Linked DNA regions of Mus musculus: region 2 is linked to region 1. The links are chromatin loops, found by intact Hi-C in ENCODE. Cell type or tissue: heart. All regions are shown on one strand. Links, peaks and the distances in the headings refer to the core of each region. The heading gives the core; the rest is flanking DNA.

Region 1 (11,031 bases), core at 1,158-9,157:
AGGTGCTCTTACCCACTGAGCCATCTCACCAGCCCCCAGTCTTTTTATCTTATTTCTGTCTTTTTATCTTGTCTCAGTGTGGTAGTGGACTCGGTGTGAGTGAAAAGGCCGAACCGTTTGCTAGGGATTCCCGTGTAGTAATTTCAACAACACTAGCCTACAAAAATTTAAAAACCATAACAGTGGATCACAAGTCTATGCAACTCTACATTAGTAGACTTCTACCTCTTACCAACCATCTGTCCATGTGTCCATCTGTCTATCCATCCCTGCTGCCACCCTTCCCACCTGAATTCTCCCACTCCCCCTACTTGTATGTACAGTTTTAACCAAACAAAATCATGGAAACGAATTGTATTATAGTCTTTTAAAATTTCTTGACTCAATTGTTTTGGTATTTTAACTAAGAAGACTGCTTTCAACCAAGGGGGCAGTGTTTTGTTGTTCCTTTTTGGTGGCACTGTGCACAGGACTTGGGAGCCGACACACTAGGCAAATGCTTTGCCAGTAAGCGAAACCTCAAGCCTATTAAAAGCTATTGCTGGCCCAGGTTGGGAACTGTGTGGTCTCTAGAACTCCAGTTGGAGCCTGTCTGCCTTACGTCATGGCAGCACCCATTCTAACATGGCGTGGTGCACTGTGAATTGGAACAGCACAAAATCCACTTGCGCACATTACTGTGTTCACTCAGGGGCTTTGCTTGTTCTAAGACATGGGTTCACCATGTCTCTGCGAATGAATTTCCTGCAGTTGTAGGCTTGGATTCCCAGAAGTGCACAGTGACCGTCACAGCTGGTTCACTGTGTCCCTAGTCAAGTCACATCTTCTCTCAATGGGCAGAGGCGAGCTTCCGAATATGACTGAGCAGCTGGTTCTTGGTATTTATTTACTCTTTGCCATTTCTAGAGTTCATTAATTTCATTGTGTGCTTGAGGGACGTAGATGTTGTTCCCCTGAGATTCCAATGGAAGTCCCCAATTTGTGGTACCAACTAGAAGTGGTCATGTTGGGCTGTGTGTCGTTAGACATGCTTATGGGTTGGACATTTTCTTTTCTCTTTCCTGGGCTTCTGGCAGACCTGACTGCTTTTGACGGAGATCTATAGCTGGTCATTCTTTTTGGAGTCTTCATATCTTTGTAAGCACAGAGCATGGGAGAGTGGCTGGGTATGGCTTGTTTGTTTGTTTGTTTGTTTGTTTTGTTTTTCAAGAAAGGGTTTCTCTGTGTAGCCCGGGCTGTCCTGGAACTCACTCTATAGACCAGGCTGGCCTCAAACTCAGAAATCCACCTGCCTCTGCCTCCCGAGTGCTGAGATTAAAGGCGTGCGCCACCACCGCCCGGCTGGGTATGGGTTTTATTTTGGGAACTGTAGAAAATGGATGGTAGCTAAGGAATGGTCCAGAGGACCCCGCTTAAAGTTGCATCTGTGTTGTTATGATGAGTGTGTGAAGCAAGTCACTGGGGCTGACTGAGGAGTCTGCCTTTGCTGGAAGTAAGAAACCCAATTGGAGTTACTCCAGAGAGTTAGAGAGAAACCACAGAGTGAAGAAAAAACGTTTGCTTACCTTTGACTTTGTTTCGCTTTATTTTTGTTTGTTTGTTATGTCTTTTTTTGTTTGTTTCTGTTTTGAGAAAGATTTTCTGTATGTAGTCCTGGCTATCCTGGAACTCACTCTGTATTGTAAATCAGGCTGGCCTGGAACTCAGACAGAAATCCACCTTCCTCTGCCCCCCCCAAGTTCTGGAGTTAAAGGCATACACCTCCACTCCCCAGAAGTCTTTTTATTTTTTATTTTTTTCATAGTTCATTCCTTTTGGGGGGGGGGGCAGGGTTTCTCTGTGTAGCCCTGGCTGTCCTGGAACTCACTCTGTAGACCAGGCTGTCCTCGAACTCAGAAATCCACCTGCCTCTGCTTCCTGAGTGCTGGGATTAAAGGCGTGGGCCACCATGCCCGGCTCCATAGTTCATTCTTTAAAAAGTTACAAATGAAGCAATTTTGCAGTGAGTGAGAACCCTGATGTGTTTCACAGGACCCACCCAGGCACATACAGCTATTCTGTTAGCTTCTTTAGACAGCTTATCATTTGCACAACACCATGCTTGTTGCGTCTAACCTGTAGATTATACCTCACTGTCCTAGGTACCTTTGGTCACTAGAGAATTCTAATGATATAGTGTCTGAGTTACTTTCCTGTTGCTGTGAGGAAATATGCTGCAAAAGCAACTTAGAGGAGAGAGGGCCATTTTGGTTTTGGCTCTAGAGAGATAGAATCTACCCTAGCAGGGCAGCCATGGCCGTCGTCAGGAAAGCATGGTGGCAGGGGTGGAAAAGGCCGGCCGGCCATGTCATCCACAAGGAAGAGATAGAGAAACAGAACAGGAAGTGGGGCAGGCTATAAAGCCTCAGCCAGGTCGTAGGGACATACTTCCTCCAGCAAGACTGCATTCCTCAAGGTTTCATGACCTGCCCAGACAGTGCCACCAGCCAGGACCCAAGTGTTCAAACACCCAAGTGTTCAAACTGCAGCACATAGATATCCAAACGTGTATGCAAGGGAGGGCAGAAATCTGAACTTTAAACCTCACAATGAGTTTTCCCTTCACTCGATAACTTGTATCAATTATTTCTTTAATTTTATTTTTACATTTATTTAGTGTATGTGTGCGTGTCATATTTCTCCTTGTGCCAGGTGGGACATGGAGATCAAATTCAGCTTGTCAGGTTTTGGGAGCAAGCTTTGCTTGATGAAACATCTTGCTGGCCCAACATTTCTTCCTTCCTTCCTTCCTTCCTTCCTTCCTTCCTTCCTAAGATTTATTTACTGTATGTAAGTACACTGTCGCTGTCTTCAGACACACCAAAAGAGGGCATCAGATCTCATTATGGATGGTTGTGACCCCCCCATGTGGTTGCTGGGATTTGAACTCAGGACCTTCGGAAGAATAGTCGGTGCTCTTAACCGCTGAGCCATCTCTCCAGCCCTGCAACATTTCTTTCTTAATGAGGTTACTTGTCTGTCCCCAGGTACTCCCTAAGCTAGTATCAGTATTCACAGTAGCGATGGTGAAGGTTTTCTAGAGGATCTCTTAAGAACAAGGACAGGGCCATTATGTGTCCTTAGCACGAATTCCCTGTGACACACTGGGCTTCTTGCATGTGGACATAAAGTCTTTATATTTCCCAGGAATGACATGGCAGTCCACGATTCCAGCCACCCATCTTTCTGATTGTCTTAGAGTTTCTATTCCTGTACAAACATCATGACCAAGGAGCAAGTTGGGGAGGAAAGGGTTTATTCAGCTTACACTTCCACATTGCTGTTAATCACCAAGGAAGTCAGGACTGGAACTCAAGCAGGTCAGGAAGCAGGAGCTGATGCAGAGGCCATTGAGGGGTGCTGCTTACTGGCTTGCTTCCCCTGGCTTGCTCAGCCTGCTTTCTTATAGAACCCAGCACTGCCAGCCCAGGGATGGTCCCACCCACAATGGGATAGGCCCTCCTTCCTTGATCATTAATTGAGAATATACCTTACAGCTGGATCTCGTGGAGGCATTTCCTCAAGGGAGGCTCCTTTCTCTGTGCTAACTCCAGCTTGTGTCAAGTTGACACACAAAACCAGCCAGCACACCGATGCTTTCCCGTTAAATGACTTCTTTCATGTACTTGGCTGTTCTGTCCCCCGTCTTCAGGATGTCCCCTAATGTCCCAGGTCTTAAATTAGGAACAATAAAATTAGTTCTGTTCCCTGTGGATCTGCATATTTGAAAAGACAGGGACTGTGTGGTTATTGTCCAAGCAATAGTCAGATAAGTTAGTGATCAGCTTTAACAGAAAGGTGCGTGTGACCTCTTACTTGGGCATTTAGAAGTAGGTTATCTTTCCCAGCTGGTAAATGAGATGTTTGCAATTCAAAGCACAGTTACGATTTTGAAGAAAGCAATTCCTGTTTCCTAGTGTTTGGACCCCTCTGGGTTATAAAGGGCAATTGCATCCAGTCCAACCTAAGGTGGCTTATTGGCTCAGTTGTAAGACATGGGGAAATACACGTTTGCGTTAGGACGGCATATGAAATAAATAAGCCTTAAGGATGCTGGGCATCCTTCATTATTTGAACCTGTCACTAATAGTTAGTGTTTACTTAGCTGACTCTTGGTTGCTGTTGGGCTTGCTTTCAGGAAGTATCTAGAGCAAAATAGGTTGCCTAGCAACATGTTCCAGCCCAGGAGGTTGGAGATGGGTCAGTGATTAACAATTATGTACAATCGAGTTTAAAAATGCGTAGCAGCCTTGCAACATTCATGCCCTGACCACCAGCAAGCGCTGGCACTCTGCTGCCTCCGCGGTTTGGGGCTGTTCCGAGCGAATTCATTGCAATTGCAGACTTGACCTTGTGGTAGCAATTAAAGGACAACTGTACTGGGGGCTGAAATAGGCTTCTGTGCCCTTCCTTGCACTGATTAAGTCTGTAGTAGCCTTGAAACCACAGCACTTAGTGGGCTGCTCGTCTGGACACTTGTTCTCTCTGGAAAGGAAGAGAGCAAGTGAAGTGTCTGGGTATTTATAAGTGTGGGCATCTCAACGAACTGTTGTTAGTGACTGCAGTTTACTAAAGAGTCAGTCCCGTGAAGTGACTGACATTGGCCGCTCATTCAACCCAAATTGGTCTTCCCCAGGCTATGCATGCTGCAGTATCTTGCTGTGCAGGTGCAGGCCCCTGTCCATTCCAACACAGAGAAGAATTCTGCACGGTCCAACCTTACTTAGTCTTTCTGTCAACACAGCTTCGGTTGGATCCCGAACCTGACTGCGAGCTAGCTGGGGAGACAGTTTATAACTCTAGCAAAGCCAGAGTGTGTACTCTTGTCGTGGAGAATCATTGAGTTTAACTGGCTAGTCAATTTTTAGGTCCTTTCCCTTTGTGTTTTGTTTAAATCAACAAAAATAAATTGCCCCGCTACCCTTGAAAGATCCGAGCGGAAGAACAGTGACAGATTACGTCGCTGGTCCTGCCAAGAGAGCTTTTCGGCAGAAACGTCTTAATTGAAGATGATCTGCATTCAAAAGTGCTGTGTCATCGTTTGTCTGAGAAAGGAAACAGCTGTGTAAGCAAGCGGCACTGCAGCCCGTGCAGGCATTGTTTGACATTTATCCCAAACCTTGTCCATCAGACGTCCCTACGCAGGCGACCTGCCCTAGCCTTTCTCACTGACAACTCAAGCACCACCTTATGAAGTAGCTGTCCAAAAATTTCCATGGGCAGTCGGGAGGCTGCGTGGGCTGATGAAGACAGTGGGTCCTAGGTCTTTCTTTTTTTTTTCCCTGGGCTTTACAGACTGGGCTTGCCCTCTGGGCTTCGGGTAAAAAATCCCTGATGGCATAGTGCCAGAAGAGGTAAGCTGGCCCAGAGAGGTAGTAGGAAATCGTCGCTGGTCATGTCTGGTGGCTTTTGTGTGTGCGTGGCATGCTTTCTAGAGAGTTATAAGGATCTAGCTTTTGCTTCTGTTGTCCCTTTTTGACTCCGGGGAAAGCAGTGAAATGCAGAAAACTCACGGATGTCCAGCCCATGAGATGGGGCGTGGCCCTCGGTGTAATCTTGTGTAGGTAAGGAAGACACAGCTCGGAGAACACAGAAACTGGCTCACGAGGGCTGGGGTGAAGCTGAGTGGCCTAGGAATGTGTGACTGGCATTCTTGGGCTTTGAAGAAAACCCACCGCCGTCACACCGTCAACCTGCGGCTCGTCTGTGTTTTCCCTCTTGTCTTCCCATTTCCCCGTCCACTGGAGACTGGAGACAATCCACTCCTGGTTCACTGGGTTTCTGGACCTCAGTGGATGTATCGTGGGGATGACTGAAGCTTCCCACGGGTCCGTGTTCTTTAGGAGTGTCTTTTGGCTCAATCCCCACTTCCTGTTGACGCCTTTACCCTCATCTTATACATGAGATTTTGGGGGTGTCAGGGATTGGTTCGAGGGAGGGCACATGTGTAACTGTTGGAAATCAGTACTTGTATCCAGCAGTCTGACCCGTGTTCTTAGATGTCTGTGCTTTTGGACTGTACCCTTGTTTGATTAGTGTCCCCAAGTCTTCAGGCACCAAGGAAGCAGTGAGGATGATAAAGGGAAGGAATGCACAGCCAAACTCCAAAACCAGCAACGATTTACCACTGAAGTAGCCCCATGATTCGACAGTAACATAGACTTGATACATAAGTGAATCCCACATTTGGACTTGCATCCCATCCTCAAGATATCTCAACGTGCATGTGAAATGCAGTCAGATCTGGGGGCAAGGGGAAGATGAATCCGAAAAGCTGAGCACCACAAGGGTGGCACTTGCAGTATCAAACATTTTGACCGGGGCTACTCAGCCACTATTGATTATTCTGGCTCCCCAGACTGTGGGTAAGGGAGGCCACCGAGCGACTCAGGGGCTCAGTTCCTGGCTCCTTTATTATTATTCTCCCATGTATTCAGGTACATTTTTTCTTTTTAAATGCTAGGCACCAAATCCAGGGCTTCCTTGGCAAGCCCCCCTACCACTGAGCTAGGCCCCCAAGCCCCCACCACTGAGCTAGGCCCCCAAGCCCCTACCACTGAGCTAGGCCCCCAAGCCCCTACCCCTGAGCTAGGCCCCCAAGCCCCTACCCCTGAGCTAGGCCCCCAAGCCCCTACCCCTGAGCTAGGCCCCCAAGCCCCCACCACTGAGCTAGGCCCCCAAGCCCCTCAGACACACTCACTGATACTTTTCCCTCCACTGTTTGGCTTGGCTTCTCCTGTGCCTCTGTTAAATGGCTATGAATTTTAATTTAACATTTTTTCCCCAGTTGTACTTATTTGATGTGTGAGTATTTTGCTTGCTTGTGTGCCATGTAAGTACCTGGTGTCCTTGGAGGCCAGAAGAGGGGACTGATTCCCTGGAGAGCAGGGACGGCCATATAGGTGCTAGGAGTGGAAGCCTCTTTCTCTGCAAGCACAGTACGCTGTTCTTAACCCCTGAACCATTTCTCTAGTCTCTCTGCTAAAGGTTGTGTCTTCCACGGAGCTTTCTCAGACTGATAGGGGGGACACCTATTCCTGTAGGGGCCACCAAAAAGCCAACCCAGTGACATGCAGATTATTCCCCAAGCAAAAACCCGGATCAACCTTGGATGAACTCGGGATATGACAAGATGCAACTCGGCAACTTTGTAAAGCGAGTTCCGTAAATCAGTAGTTCTGCGATGCCAACAGAATGGGGGAACTCTAACAAATGCCTGAAGTTTCACAGCTCCTGTGTGTTTCCCTAGGCTTTGGCCATTCGGCCAGCATCTTTGTTAGCAGAGTGGAGGGATGCTGGGATCTGGTGCGAGGGAACTTGTTTCCACATATGGTCAGAGGGGAAGGTGTGCGGTGGGTTAGGTCTGTGCTGCTCATAAGAACCACAGAGCACCGATGTCTGTGTACGCCTAAGCACGGCCCATGGAGAGTGTTTCACTTTTTCCTGTCCTCCGCAGACCCTGTTAGCTTGATGTGGTTGTCCCTGTTTAACAGGCGACATGCATGATACACGATAAATTCAGTGCCCGCTGTAATTTTAGAAACATTAACATACACAACACATCCCAGGATCGAGGACATGCGTCGCTGGCCTGTGGGCCGGGGCTGTTAGTATTTGGCTGCTCTTCGGAGCACAGATGTCTCTTTGTTACATGTCTCTTCAAAACTAGCTGAAGTGCACCGTGTGGGACAGCCTGTGTGTGGTTATTTCTGTACTCTGGGCATTGTTCTAAGAACTGGGTGTGAATTTAAGCCTCAGAAAAGATGGGTGCTGTGACTCTGTTGACCCCAGTTGACATTTGAGGATACCGAATTTCAGAGTAATGCCTCAGCCTGTCCAGGGCCACCGGGAAGTCCATCTTGGCTGCTGTATCCTCCACCTCTGAGCTGAGGACAACTGGGAAGGGAGAGCGGCACAGGAGGAGTCGTGGGGCTCCATGTGGGTTAGAGGCTCTGGGCCCCCCTCAGGAGCTGCTGCCCAGATGGCTTGTCACTTCCTTTTGGCATCAACGGGTGGTGTCAGCTCCATCAATCTCTTATCACCTTCTGTTGCTTTATCAGACCACCCTCAGTGTGAAGGACATGAGGCCACTAAACAGACCCCCAGGGCTGGGCAAGACGAGTGTCAACCGCAGCCCTGGGAGTTTTACACTGTATAGTCTCCAGGGGTAAAGTAGACAGGATGACTCACATATGCTTGCTCATGGGGGCAGGCAGGCAGGGGGTTGGGGACATGGGTCTGGTAAGGGTTGGTTGCTGCCTAGGGAACAGTCACCAGATGACACCCCTTGGGTTTCCCTTGCCTACCTGGATGTTTCTAGAATGCTTGCCTGGCTGTTCTGCTGTCTCCAGTGTATTTTTTTTTCTCTTGGATTTTCTGTTGTGCACTTTGCCAGCGGCCCTGGGGGTGGGGGTGGGGGGCTTGTAAGCAGGATAGGATTCTTTTTTTTCCTCAGGCCCGGATCTGCTTTCCTATTGCGTGTATGCCTGAACACCTGCTGAGCTGATGAGCTTTGCAAATGTCACTTGAGTATTGGGAGGGAGCTGTGAGTGACAGTGGAAGACACCATCCCAGCTGCCTTGCCGGGATTGTGGGTGGTGAATGGTGAGTGGTGGGTGGCGGTGGCGGGCCCTCCAGCCCCTGCACCCTCGGTGAGGGATGTGGTTGGGTTCCCTCCTAGAGACTGACGTAGGTGTGTGCAGTCAGTATGCCTCTTCCTTTCCTTGGTGAGGAGACCTGCTGGCTCCTACAGCAGCACCTCAACTTTGGAGGCTCCAATAACAAATGTGCTCTTTTTCTCTCTGGATTTCTCTTCTCAGAAAAATGCATGCATATGCAAAATTTGGGTAGAATCTCATGGATTTCAGAAACTGTTAAATTTGGAGGCTCCTTGGACACCCCCACCCCCTTTGTCTCCATCCCATTGCTCCATGTTAATATGCTTTAGAAACTGGGCTCTTCTTTTCTTTCTTTTTTCCCTCCTATAGTTGAGAGCAGATGCGGAAATGTGAATCCCATTCAGACTCTCTGCCTTCTGTCTGTGCACTGTTGTTCATCACAGACTGGACAGGAATATACCGAGTATTGCATGAAGGTGGCTGTGAAGGGCAAGGGGTGGGGATGAGGGACTTGGGGGTTGTAGGAACAAGTCCCTTCATCCCCTGTAACTGAAACAGAGGGACTGGTGGCTTGAAAGAAGCCATGTGATGGTCAGATCCCAGGTGACCCTGCAGGAAGGAAATGGTATTAGTTCCCTGCTTTCCCTGCCCTGGCTTCTTCTGACTTGCACAGGGGCTGGGGCGGGAGGATTGCCTTGGGAATAGAGCATTGCTGATGATCTAAGATGGAGTGTTTAGCACAGTGCCCTTTTTTGTTTGTTTGTTTGTTTGTTTGAGACAGACTCTCTCACTATGTACCCCTAGCTGGGTTGGAACTTGCTATGTAGACCACACTGACCTTGATCTTATAGAGATCCACATGCCTATACCTCCTGAGCTCCCGAGCGTTGGGACTAGAGTTATGCACCATCACATGCAGCCCTTGTAGATCTTCAACAGCCCATGCCCCGTATGTGTGTGTGTTGCCTTTGAGGATGCAAGGAGGGCATTTTGTCTTTATATGCACTCCCTGGATCTGGGTTATTGTTCAGGTTTTGTGCTGGGGGTAGGGGGTAGGGGGGGTAGGGGAGGTCCTGTCACTCTGACCGTGTGTTGTGTGTAATGCTTTGAATCGAGGCTTGTTCCTTCAAGGAAAGAGATGCACCTGTCGTCTGCCCAGAAGGCTGGGAGCAGATGTATTTACTACTCTGGGGACCTTTGCTCTCTGGATAGCCTTCTGTGGCACCGGATCGTCCCCCAGACCCTTACTGTAGATTTGTTTTCTTCAGTCAGTCTATACAACCTTCTTTATGGATTTCACAAGTTATGGTATAGTCACGCCTGCTCTGTGTTTGTCTTGCTCTGTTCCTCAAAGAGATTTCTGTATTCTTTGTACACATGGGATTGAGTTAGTTATCACCAGAATAATGTGCACCAAATTGTGCTGTTCTTAAATATGCTTCAGATAAGCTACCTAGGGTGAGACTCCAGAAGTTTGAGCTAATCCCAGCTACTGAGCTGAACTGCCTTTCTGCCTCCTGTGATCGTCTCTCTGCAGACCATGGAGGTCACTGAGACCCCGGGAGTCAGGATTTCTGCTTACGCTGTTCTTGAGAGAGACTCTGTATTCAACCATACTCAAGTCAGGCTTTTCTGAACATTAAAAAAAAATTTAAATTACGCTTTAATTTATCCTTGGTTTGCTGGCAAGTTTTAGCAAGAACCCTGCTAGATCAGTAACTGAGAATCCCCATGGATGACTGGTCACCTTTGGGGTCTGCTGAGTTACTGGTCCTCCTGCTCTTCCTCCCACCCCCCTCTGGGTCTCGGTCCTGGACTGGCCCATAGCAAAGAGCTGTCCCACCTTGTTGTTTCCTGTTAGTAATTTTCTCCCCATTGGCCTCTCACCCTACTCAAGCCATAAACCCCCAGCTGTTGTTCCTGTGTTCTCAGTTTACCTTAATCTCTCCCCTGATTCTAGCAGGGTTGGTGTCTGTCCACTGCTGTCATCCTGGATGAAGTCTGTCTGCCTAAACCATTTAAGAAACATAACCAAATAACATAGTAAAAAAAATGTTATCTGTCATGGGATTGTTGGTATCCTCGGGTCTGGCTTTACCCAACACTGAGAGAGCAATGTGGGGCTTGTTACTCACCGTAGGGACTGAAATCTCACTTTACTTAGACTCTCTGTCTCAATTCTGTCTCTCTCATACTCCCCACCCCCCACCCCATTAAGAGACTATTCATTAAGGTTTCAAAATTCTAGTTATGTCAATTAAAATGCACATGCATTGTCTTTATTCTGTTCTGTGTTGGTGCTTGCTATATTGCCTGCTGACTGAGCTCCTGGCCTAGTGTGGCCTTCCTGCTTCAGACTCCCGAATAGCTGGGA
Region 2 (11,031 bases), core at 1,243-9,242, 81 kb after region 1:
GGCTCAGTTGTCATCACAAGAAAGGCAGAACACATGGCGGGAAAACTGCCCCTGCACGTGTGCAGATTATGTTTACCACTTAGAACACAGCTGTCAGCGCCATCTTATAATGGCAAATGTGAGGGCGGCTCCCAACATCCTGCAACACGGCTAGCATTTTAAGGAGACTCTGAGAAAGTGGAAAGTATCCAAGATGGTGGGAGGAAGCCCTTCCAAGCTATGGTGGCTGAGGAAAGAGTACAGGGAAGGTATGGCTGCCTTCTTTGTGATGTGTGAAAGGTTCCTACGGTATGGTTGAGAGCTGGCCTCAATCACAGGAGTTTGAGCAGCGTCTTGTAAACTCACCTACATTTTTGTCTTTCTTGTGGTTGTCAGTCTCTGTTGCTGACAGGCCGTGGTACAGACTAAGGTTTCAAGGAGAAGAGATTCTGGAGGCAGCACAAGGAGCTGCTTCTGGTGACGGCCTTCTCGCCGGTAGAGGACTCCGGTACCAGGGGCATCACATGGTGAGAGTTGGGAGTGCGTGGGTCCTTCCCGGCATGAGGGAGACTCTTGAACATCCGCCACGCAAACTTGAGGATCAACGTTTGGAGTTCAGATCATCCAAAATTCTTGTAAATGTCAAGTCTTGGTCACTTGTAATTCCAGCCTTGGAAGGTGGAGACAGGTGATCCGAAAAGGAAGCTGGCTCTTAAGGGAACACCGTTGGGCAAGCTCTGGGATTGATTGAGAGACCTTGCCGTAAAGAATATGGTAGAAGAGTGACTGAGGATGAGACCCAACATCAGCCCTGGGCCTCCACAGGCGCAAAAACATACATACGTGTGCACACGTGTGCGTGCTCCCACGATCACCTATGAATGCCATGGATGGTCTAGCTGCTAATGCCACACGATGGGGATTAAATTCCAGTGAGTTTTGCAGGGGGCAAAGGACACTCATGTTACTGTGACTCTCTTAGAAACCACATAAACAATCGCCTGGAACTCGATGCTTCTCAGACTAGAGTCACACTGCTGCCTTTCCAGGAGATTTTAGATTTCTCTCCACTTTTTACCGTCAGTTGAACATGGTGTCAATCAGCACCGTAGACCACATTGATTCACGTGATGCATGTGACGTCAGCATGTTCAGTATGCACTTTGTTTTGTATAAATGATTCTCAGAGTATGGGGGAATCTTCTCTGTATTCTTTCATGCCTACTTTGCATTTCAGCCAGCTCTCGTTTCCCAGAAGGCTTTTTGGATGAGGTCTCCTCCCCCTATGTTGTTTGTGTATATGGGGAGGTGGGGGGGCTAACTAATTTTGATGGTAGCCTAAGCAAAATGCAATTAAGAAAATCTTGTGCCAAACATGCGTCTGTGCCAATGTTTGTCTTAATTAGTGTGCATAATCAGGAGTTTGCCTTAAACACTGCTCGACCTTTCCCGTGGAAACGTGAAGTGTAGAGAGAAAGAGAGGCTTGTGCCCCGAGTTAGCAGAGCACCCCAAACAAGCCCAGCAGCCTGAGGGGCATTCTCTTACCGATTACTGTCATGGCTAAATCTGGCTTGGTGTGCATTGAAGGCGGTGTGCAAATATGCACATGTGTCTGCACATATGTATGAGTGTGCACACCCATTCTTGCTGTGTATTTGACTAAGGAAATAGAGATCAGCTATTCTACAAAACAAAAGCATTGGTTAGGGAGATCTTAAAACCTGGTCCAAATTCCATTCTTACTGGCTGTAAAAAAGGCTTTCCTTTTTTTTCTTTAGAAAGGAATGTAAATATCCTTAAAATGGACACAGGACTAGAGGAACAATCCATACCTGGGTTTCTTTGGCCAGCTCACTTCTGAGCCTTCAGTCGATTGTAATTTTAAATTCTCGAGGTGGTATGAATTTGCGGTTCCAATTTCTGGGAACCGAATCTTGCCTCATATTGCTTTGGGAAGTGTTCTCCCCGCTGAGGGCAGCATGCTCTCCTTCCTGACTCTCAGCAGGGAGGACAGGGGCAGGTTGGGTTTCTTTGCAGGACAGAGTGGTGGATGGGCACAGGCAGACGGGAGCAGGCACCGGTGAGGCCTGAAGTGGCCCAGATTGCACAGCCCTTCCTGCTCATCTCTTCCTCCACCGTGGCATTCAGGTCAGCTAGAGGAGAATCAGACTCTCCGGTTCCAAGACTTGGAATAGAATGCACCCGTGACAGTGTTAATCTCCCTCACATGGTACTAGTGTTGTGAAGGGAGAGCACGCCGGTAGACACCCAGCTAGATGGACACAGATGGAGTGGTGCATGTGTTAGTTAGGGGCCATGTGGACTGAGGGGCCAGAATGGAGGGAGGGAACCAGAGATGCAGGAGAACTCCTCTCCAGATTGCCCGAGGTGCTGCTGTTGCTGTAACACCTTATCAAAGATAAACCCTTCCTAAGGAGGGCTCGCTTGGGCTCACAGCTTGTGGAGTTGAGACCATGGTTGTTTGACTGTGTTGCTTTGAGGCGCATGGTGTGGCAGGAACTTGTGGTGAAGGAAGCCGCTCCTGCCCTAGTTAGGGAGTACAGGCGTTGGGAGGAGGTGATGTTTCTGATAAAGTGGCTTCCTCCCTTTCGGTTCCTCCTCTTGAAAGTTTCTCTGCTTCCCAATAGACTGGGCTGGGGACCAAGTCTTTAACAAATGACCCTCTGGGGTATTTATCTAAACCACCACAGTGTGCCTGTTGGTCGGTTCTCATCTCCCTTTGCCCCAGCACTGGGTGTACGAGGGGACATTGCTGCTGCTGCTGCTGGCATGCAGTGGGTGGATTGCTTCTGTTCCTTTTGTTGGTGTTCCTCACCGCGCTAAGCACTGGCCACATTGGACCTGAAACTCAGGCAGACATTTTTTTTTGTTGTTGTTACTGGGCCTGAATTTAAGAGAAAAATGCTTTGCCACCTGTGGGGTGTGACTGATGCTTCAGCTGTTATCTAGGCATCAAGGAGGAGAAGACTTGACTCATAGCTGTGGTAGGCAGCTTGAGGGAGAGCGGAGAAAGCTGCTGTTTATGATGATGATTTGAGGGTACCACACAAGGGCAATAGCTAAGTGGGCTTGCAGAGCCAAAGGAGAGACTTCCGTCTGGAAGACAGAGGAGCAGATGTTTTTAGTGTAGACTAGTGGCTAAATTTGATCACTTAAATCATGGATCTCTGGCTCCTTCAGCCTGGTTGATACCACGTCAGGCAGAATCTTCCCAACTGCCCTTAGTACGGTTCCTGTCTCTACAACACTTTCTTTTCTTTTTAATATTCTTTCATTTTTTTCTAATACATTCTGGTTATTAAATTATCCCTCCCCTCTCTCATTCTAGCTCCACCCTTATAAATCCATCCCACCATTGCCCCCTCCCCTTGGGCACCACCCCACCCTGAGACACCTAGTCCCAGCAAGACTAGACACATTCTTTCCCATTGAGGCCAAACTAAGCAGTCCAGGTAGGAGGAAGGGGATAGAGTGGCAGGGAGCAGAGACTGAGACAGCCTAATTGTCTCCTAAATTGTCCTAGGATGCCTTGAGTTTCTCTTTTCAATGTGTCTGCCATTCAAAGAATTAAAAGTGTAGCCTATTTTTATCCAAGTGAACTCACTCACTTCAGGAAGAGCCGGATCTCGAAGAAGGACTCTACAAACATGGCAGCCACTCTTGAACCCTGTGGACTGCTGCCTTTGAGTCAGCTGCATGGATGGTCTGAGCTGACACAGAGAGCCTGGGACTGAAGGAACCGTTAGGAGCCTGAATGTCCAAAGGTCTTACCTGTCCTCACCTCTACAGGTGAGGGGCAGTGGCGAAGTTGTTGGAGACCTTGTAACTCCGTGCCACGAAGAGTGGCCAGTTAATGCAAAATGCCCAAGCCCTGTGCTTCAAGGCCCCGTTCTCATCCTGGTTCTCATCTTGTGCCTGCCTGAAGGAACACTGCCCTCGTCGCATTAGATAAACAGTTTGTTTTTGTTTTTGAGACAAAACATAGGCTCCTACTATATAGCTCAGGCTGCCCTGGAACTCATTGTCTAGACAGGTCATCCTTGAACTCACAGAGATCCACTTGCCCCTGCTTCCTGAGTGCTGGGGTGAAGTACATACACTTCTACCCCTGGCTAAGGAAACGTGTGTGTGTGTGTGTGTGTGTGTGTGTGTGTGTGTGTATGTATATGGGTATTTGATGTGAGAACATGTTCCTGCAGAGACCAGAAGAGGCCTAGTTAGATTACTCGTGGAGCTGGAGGCAAAGGTTGTTGAGCGCAGCGCCCTTGGGGCATGGGTCAAGTCTTCTGGGAGGGCCGGTAGAGAGCCGGTACACCATCTCTTTACCCCTGGAAAGATGATTTGAAGACATTAAACACACCCAGGAGCAAATTGTAACTCCTGTGTGTGGGTGCCGCCTATGCTGTGTCTCACATCACAGACTCCTCCGGCCTCTTCCAGGGACCCCTTTGAAAAGTTGGGAGGGAGATGGGACAAACTTCTTGGCTTCCCTTGGCCTGGCTTCTGAACGGAAGCGGGAGATGCTCACTGGAAGCTCAGCCCCTTCTTGCCTTTGCACTCTGGGAGTCAGGACACCAGATAGGAGCCTGTCCTGAACCCGATTGATAAGGCAAACTGGCACAGTGGGCTGGAGGTCCTAAGCCAAGTACACAGTAGAAGCCCAAGGGTTGCTTCTGCGCTGTGTTAAACCCGCATATGTTTCCGATCAGGGCTCTGTGTAATATCAACCGAGGCTCTCCCATGCTCTCGCTGAAGCATTTGGCAGGAGCTTGTGGTGACTGGTCGCTAGGGCTGACAGGGAACATGTTAATTCTGGAGACTTTGGCCCTGGTGTAAGCTCAGAGTCCCTGGTCTGGATCCCCTGTACGGTGGGCGCCAGACGCCAGCGGTGACTATCTAGGGGGGCAGCAGAGGTCAGAGAATGCCAGGATAGGAGAGTCAGCCCTGGGCGCTGCTCCAGGGCCTGTTGCAACAGCCCAGTGCTTCCAGATCTTTCTCAGTTTTCAAGACAACTCGGAAATCCTAATTTTTTTTTTTATGTGAAGTCTTATTTTTAAAATGTTGGATCAAAAAGGAAATAACATTTTTAAGCAATTCACAGTCCAAACAAAATATGTCTGCAGGCCACACACCCACAGGCCACCGGCAGCATTTTCTGGGTGTGCAGACCACACTATTTCTTATACATACTGTGCTTTATGGATAATTTCAAATATTTATCAGCCAAAGGAAGAATACAGTAGGGTTCCATGCAAACTCTGTGACCTTTCACTCAAGGATTGTCAGCATTGGGGCCAAGCTGCTTTTTCTCATAGTGCTGCCTTGGCTCTCACACATGCACTAATGCACATCCACACATATGGATGCATGTACTTGTGTGTACACACATACACACATGTACACACAGAGCTCATACACATGTGCACATATATGAAGATACGTGTACACTGTGTACGTGCACATTGAACACACACACACACACACACACACACACAGGATTGTTTAGAATTGTGGCAGCACGGAGTGATTTGTATCACCCCATCTGCTGTTATGTTAGATTATGTCATTAAAAGATAACATGAAAAATTTTGACTCAGGTTGTGATTAAATATCCAGTTTTCAAGTTCACTTTCTTGTCTTACAGTTAAATTTTTAATACTTTGTTCTGTATGTGTGCATGCACATACTGTAGTGGACATGTGGAGGTCAGAGGACAATTTCAGGTCCTCAGAGTTAGTGGCACATGCCCTTAGCAGCAGAGTTGTCTTGCCAGCCCTTGTCTCATAATTTTTAAACACTTTTTTTTATCACAATCCTGAATGACGAACTCTATCTTATCCATTGGGCTGCTCTCACTGTGTAAACCACTAGTTTAGAAACAATCTGTAGTTGTGGGTGTTTGAGGTGAAGGCAGTCTGTGGGGCCTGTTTCAGATAGCTCTTCACTATGCCTTCCTCCTCTGCTGAGGATAAGGGGCCTACCTCTCAGATCTTTGTAAGTTCCCATTGTCCACAGAGTTGCCTTAAAAGTTAGGATTCTAACATCAGATTTGAAGCTGATGAAGACACAGGTGACCTTAGTGCATCGGTTCCGGCTGCTGGGAATAGATCTTGTTTCTGGAGTTCTTATGATACAACCTTAATCACCTTGCAGCAGTAGGTCTGGGGGTGGGGTGTGGCTGGCCAGTGAGCACTCTGTTCATGAATATGCTAATGATGCTGTCTTGGGTGTGGCTTTGACTAGAAGGGGTGAGTTAGGCCCCTCTCCAGCCTTCATTCCCCATACCTCCACCAGGGGATGATGCGGCCAGGTGCTAGCCCTTTCCATCAGTCTCTGCAGCTCCCAGAACTGTAACGAATATATTTTTAAAATACTTTATTCTTATTGAAAAGCCCAAGTTGTTTGCTCTATAAAGTTCCCCACAGCCTCAATTTTGCTGGTTGCGTCCCTGTTACCGTTTGAAGTTTAATATCTTGAGTTATATGCCAGAGAGGACTCTAGATGCCTTCTTCTTCCTGCTAGCACTGGATGTGGCTGTCCTGTTACACACTCACGTCTTGTTCCACTTTCCTCCCCGCAGCACAGCGCTGTTAGCTTTGTGTCCGATAGGCCCTTTCACTTAAAGTAAAAGCATCCTGAGGGGTGACCACACTGCTACACTTGGGGTCTTGACCAGCCCGGGCTGCGTTTATGGGATCTTGAGCCTGTTGGCAGCTGAGAGGCCTTTGCGAAACTCTCCTCTGCGCAGTGAAGTGAATTTTGCTAATTTTAGCTTTCTGATTCTTGGCAGCAGAAGTGAAGCCCGAAGATTAATTTTGGATCGGAATATTTTGGATTTGAAACCAAGTCACACTGTGGCACTCTAATTAAAAATGTTAAATGTGTGGCTTTGCCCGCTCAAATGAAGAAAATGAGAAATTGTTGAACTACAAACAGCAGCAAATTGCAGAAAGGATTCACTCCGGGTTTTGCCAAAGGTTATTTGGAGCGCTTAACATCAATTCTTTTGACATCCTAAAGCCACCATTAAGGATGGAGGAGCTGAGGGAAAATAATTGGGAAGCGTCGATATCTAATAAACGTTCTTCCTTAAAATCTTTCACGCAGTTAAGAAAATTAGCGGACTTCCATTGTGATCTCGCTTAGAGTGGTTCCAGTCATTTCAACAAAATGTAAATAAAGGAGCTTGCATTTTTCTATCGAGGCTTTCAAAATTAGCCAGGAAGCGTGGCTAAGGTCCTCTTTCATGCCTAGAGCCACCCATGGAAGTATATAGACTGGGTAACTGAGGATTAACTAGCTCTTGAACCAAACATCGGGTTCTGTATGCGTTGTTTTGAGAGAGTCTTGTGCACTGTAGTCTGGTCCTTCTAGCTGGAATTCCAGGTGTGCACCTCCACACCTGCATCTCTTTTGGTTTTTATTTGTGGTTTATTTAGTAAGAAGATGAACAGTGGGTGACATAGTACCAGTACCAATGATTCCTAATAAAATGGGGTGTGTGCGCGCGTGAACGCTCTCGCATGCGTATGGAGACAGCACACTGATGTTGGGCATCTTCTTTATTTGCTCTCAACCTTAGTATTTGAGAGAGCCTCTGGGACCTCCATTCCCAGTGTGGGGTTATCTGTTTATACCAATGCCCTGTTGTTGTTGTTTAGCATGGGTACTGGGGTTCAGGACTCAGTCCCTTTAACAGGGTCTCATGCTTGTATGGTAAGCACTTTACTGACTGAGCCATCTCCCCAGTCCCCCAAGATGTCACCTGAAGCTAAAGTCTTATGATACAGCGGCTTGTGGGGATGCGGGGATACAGCATCAGCATACCCAGACAACGGTACACGCTTTGAAGATGGGCTGATCTGTGGTTATGAAGTGATGGAGTCACCCACACAGTGAAGATGCCCAAGTGTGCCGGGTTCCTCAGTAAACAAGCCTTGTCTCATGAATGTCTCCTCAGCTGGGCAGACACTGCAGGCCCGGGAGATCGCCTGGCTCCTCTTACTGTGGCCTTTAGTGAGAAAATGTTCTTGCCAGACTTACTTGGTAGGTAAGCTTGGTGAATATTGAGGTGTTCCAGTTAGTTGCTATGGGGACTTTTTTTTCTTTTGTTGAGGGGAGGGTGCAAAGAAGAAGACTGCAAATATTATTTAAAACCAAATAGCCGGTGGATTGCAGAGTGTGTTGCTAACTTAGCCTTTCTGCCTGGATGCATCGAGACATTCCCATTCTCTTCCCACTAGGACCCCGAGCGTCAGTGCAACCTGAAGTCAGGTCAGCAGAGATGCATCGAGAGGTCTAGGGACGCACGGATGGACGGGCTGGCGGGCGGGCGGGCGGTGATGGGCCACTCTAGGGTAAACTGCATTTGGTGTCTCTGGGAGAAGAATCCGGCTGAGCTGCATTGTGAAGGCTGTGGTGGGCAGGGATGAGGGTGAGTGAGGGGGCTGCGTATGACTTAGCTCCCCCTTTCCTTTTCTCTTCCGTTGCTGCCTCCCTGCCTCCCGGCCCTCGATTACAGCGGTTCCTAGAGTCCTGTTCTAAAAGCCACCTGGATTTGACTAATCACACGTCATTCCCACACAGATTCTTCTGTGGTTCTTTGTGCTTCCTTTGCTTATAAATTTGATCCCTGACACACTTGTCTTCAGGTTTTCCAGTGAACTATTTAGAGGGGGAAAGAAACCCTACCTCCAAGCATCCTTATTTCCTGGGAAACGGACAGCTATTGTAGAGGAAGGCTATGGGGTATAAGTACAAAATGCTGTCACTGTGTCTCTGAGCTTCCTCCTCATGGAAAGGAAAGACAGCCCCCAACCCTCGCCCCCTCCTATTTTAAACTGGGTAAACTAAATTGCTTTGGCCAATGGGCAAAATCCACCTTAAGGGTGATGTATAGGTTTTTATTCTATGGCCTTGGCCAATGGTCCTGAGGGAATGATATTCATGGCTGTGCTGGTAGACAATGGGAAGCCCAGTGGCTTGGTCGGTTACTTCTGGGTCGCTCCTTAGATCAGGAAATGTATATGGAGAAATGATGTTCTAGATAATAAGACACATGCTGGAGCTGGAGAAACCCATGAGGTATGGATGCCGCTTACCAGAGACTCGTTGAGGGCCATTGTGTGTGACAGAAACCCCCACCTATCCCTGGCACAGAGGCTATAAGGAGAGCGTGCCCAGCCCAGAGTGGAAAACCCCCACTCTCAGGAGCTGAGAGGAATCTTTCTCTCTGGACTATCTGTAGCGCTGTAGATCTAGGGTTCTCAAACTTGGTCCGAGGGCCGGATTCTTCTGGGTTCCTCTGAGTGTAAGGTCCTTGACGTAAGAAGGCCTCTTAGGTTTTTAAGTGGTTGGGAGAAAAAAGACCAGATGAGCAGTACTGTATACCACATTGGTCGCTGACAGCACACATGTGCCAGTGCCTCCTGGTGAGTACTGAGCACCGCGCAGGGCTGTGGCTGGCTTAGTTGAGGGGGATGGTCTCAGGTGTCTTTGCTGTGAGGAAATCATGGCCCCGTGCAGCTCCCCCCAGAACTCGCGCCTCCTGTTAGGCAGCACAGGACTGTTACAGTCTGTGTCATGTGACTGACTAGCATGTGAAATTTGAATTTCAGTCTTCATGCGCAAAGTGATACTGGAACAAAGCCACACTGGCTCAGTGGCCTGTACTCTCTGATTGTTGACACGTTCTCCAGAGCCTAGGAGAGTTTGCCCATTAGGGTTTTCTAGCCCCTGTTCTGATGCAGCCAGCACAAGCCCAGGTAGTTCTAGCTGTACCGTCCGTAATCCACCTATGACGTACATGCATCAGTTCCCACCATATGCGTGAACTCAGCTTCCTCTCCTCCCCGGCCCTGCCTTCAGTTGCTTGTGGCACGGGTTGCAGGCATCGCTGCCTCCTACAGGGCCTTCATCAGGCTCCCTATAGAGGCCGGAGGAGTACACGGGTGGATGGATATTCACCCAGGCCCTTTCAGGACTTCTCTTGTACTCTCCGCTGCACTTGGAGAAGAGGAGCTCTGTCCGTTGATCTGTGAGAGAACACTCCACCAGCAATTTGTAAATGGCGCTTTGGTTAACAGACTTGTCGCAGTTGGAATCCTTTTGTTTTGGGCCATCCATAGGAAAGCAGACAGTGCAGGGCTAGGGTCTTTCATCCTTTTCTAGGCCCTGGGATGCTGCGAAGCTCACCATACAGAGAAATATTGAGAAATCTGCAGGCTAGTGCCTGCATTTGGACCGTTCCGTGTAACACTGAAACCTCATGCTTTCTGGCAGAGATAACGGAGTGACGTGTGAATATAAAAGTCAGCGATAAGACCCATGCAGCCGAGGGTTCAGCAGCGTTGTCACGGGTCACGCTGGCTCCTGGTGGCTCTTTCTTGGAACCCAACACCACTCATCTCTCCTTAAGCAGAGCCCCTCAGCAGAGCTACAGGAAGAGGCTTTTCTGCTCGTGGCTCCACTGCCTGTGGTTTCAAGGGCACTTCCTCTGGTTGCCCCAAGCAACTGGTTTCCTCCAAACCAGAAAGCTTTCTTTGGAAGAACTCTGAGATCGTAATCTCAAGGCTGGCAAAGGCAGCTGTAGCTACCGCTCCGCTTTCAGGCACTGGTGGGAGGGAGATAAGTCTATCCTAGCCATCCTCTGACTATTCAGTGTTTGGGAAAGGAAAAAAAGAAAGATTCGACAGAGAAACACATGAGGATGTTGGGCCAGCACGAGTCACCGAAGGTTGTTTGAAAGGACATAATCAGAGAAAGCTCTGGGGAGTGGCAACATGTTCTACACAGAATGTGGGGTGGAGAGCGGTGCTCCTAGCAGGGCCAGCCTCCACTGCTTATCACTGCAGAGCAACCGAACAGTAAAACCCTTTCAAGACACCCATCGAGTACCATACATCATGAGTGAGACCTGAGGGTTGCCGGACTAGAAGCCCCAGTGGTCTGAAGGCTTGCTAATGTGGCACTTGTTTTCCTGGGTGAGGGTCAAGAGAGGCTGGAGTTAGGGGAGCAGAGGATGCAGAGAG

The links. A loop is a pair of places that touch in the nucleus more often than their neighbours do. Peaks named below come from ENCODE experiments on the same cell type or tissue, not always from the same donor. Only the 100,000 strongest peaks of a DNase experiment are listed, where the experiment ranks them.
Region 2: it touches region 1 in a loop (1.8-fold over the local background); 2 of 42 quality-filtered maps call a loop at or near these places.

Annotation. Positions count from the first base shown.
Region 1 is chr16:90,066,944-90,077,974 of GRCm38, reverse strand. It overlaps a transcript of Tiam1 not described here. Among named protein-coding and RNA genes, the nearest start is that of Gm10789, 70 kb to the left of the region's middle. In heart, for the core only: no CTCF peak of the experiment used is centred there; no DNase peak of the experiment used is centred there; H3K4me3 peaks cover 525 bases; H3K27ac peaks cover 1,490 bases.
Region 2 is chr16:89,985,657-89,996,687 of GRCm38, reverse strand. It overlaps a transcript of Tiam1 not described here. Among named protein-coding and RNA genes, the nearest start is that of Tiam1, 30 kb to the right of the region's middle. In heart, for the core only: a CTCF peak has its summit at 4,885; a DNase peak (open chromatin) is centred at 4,797.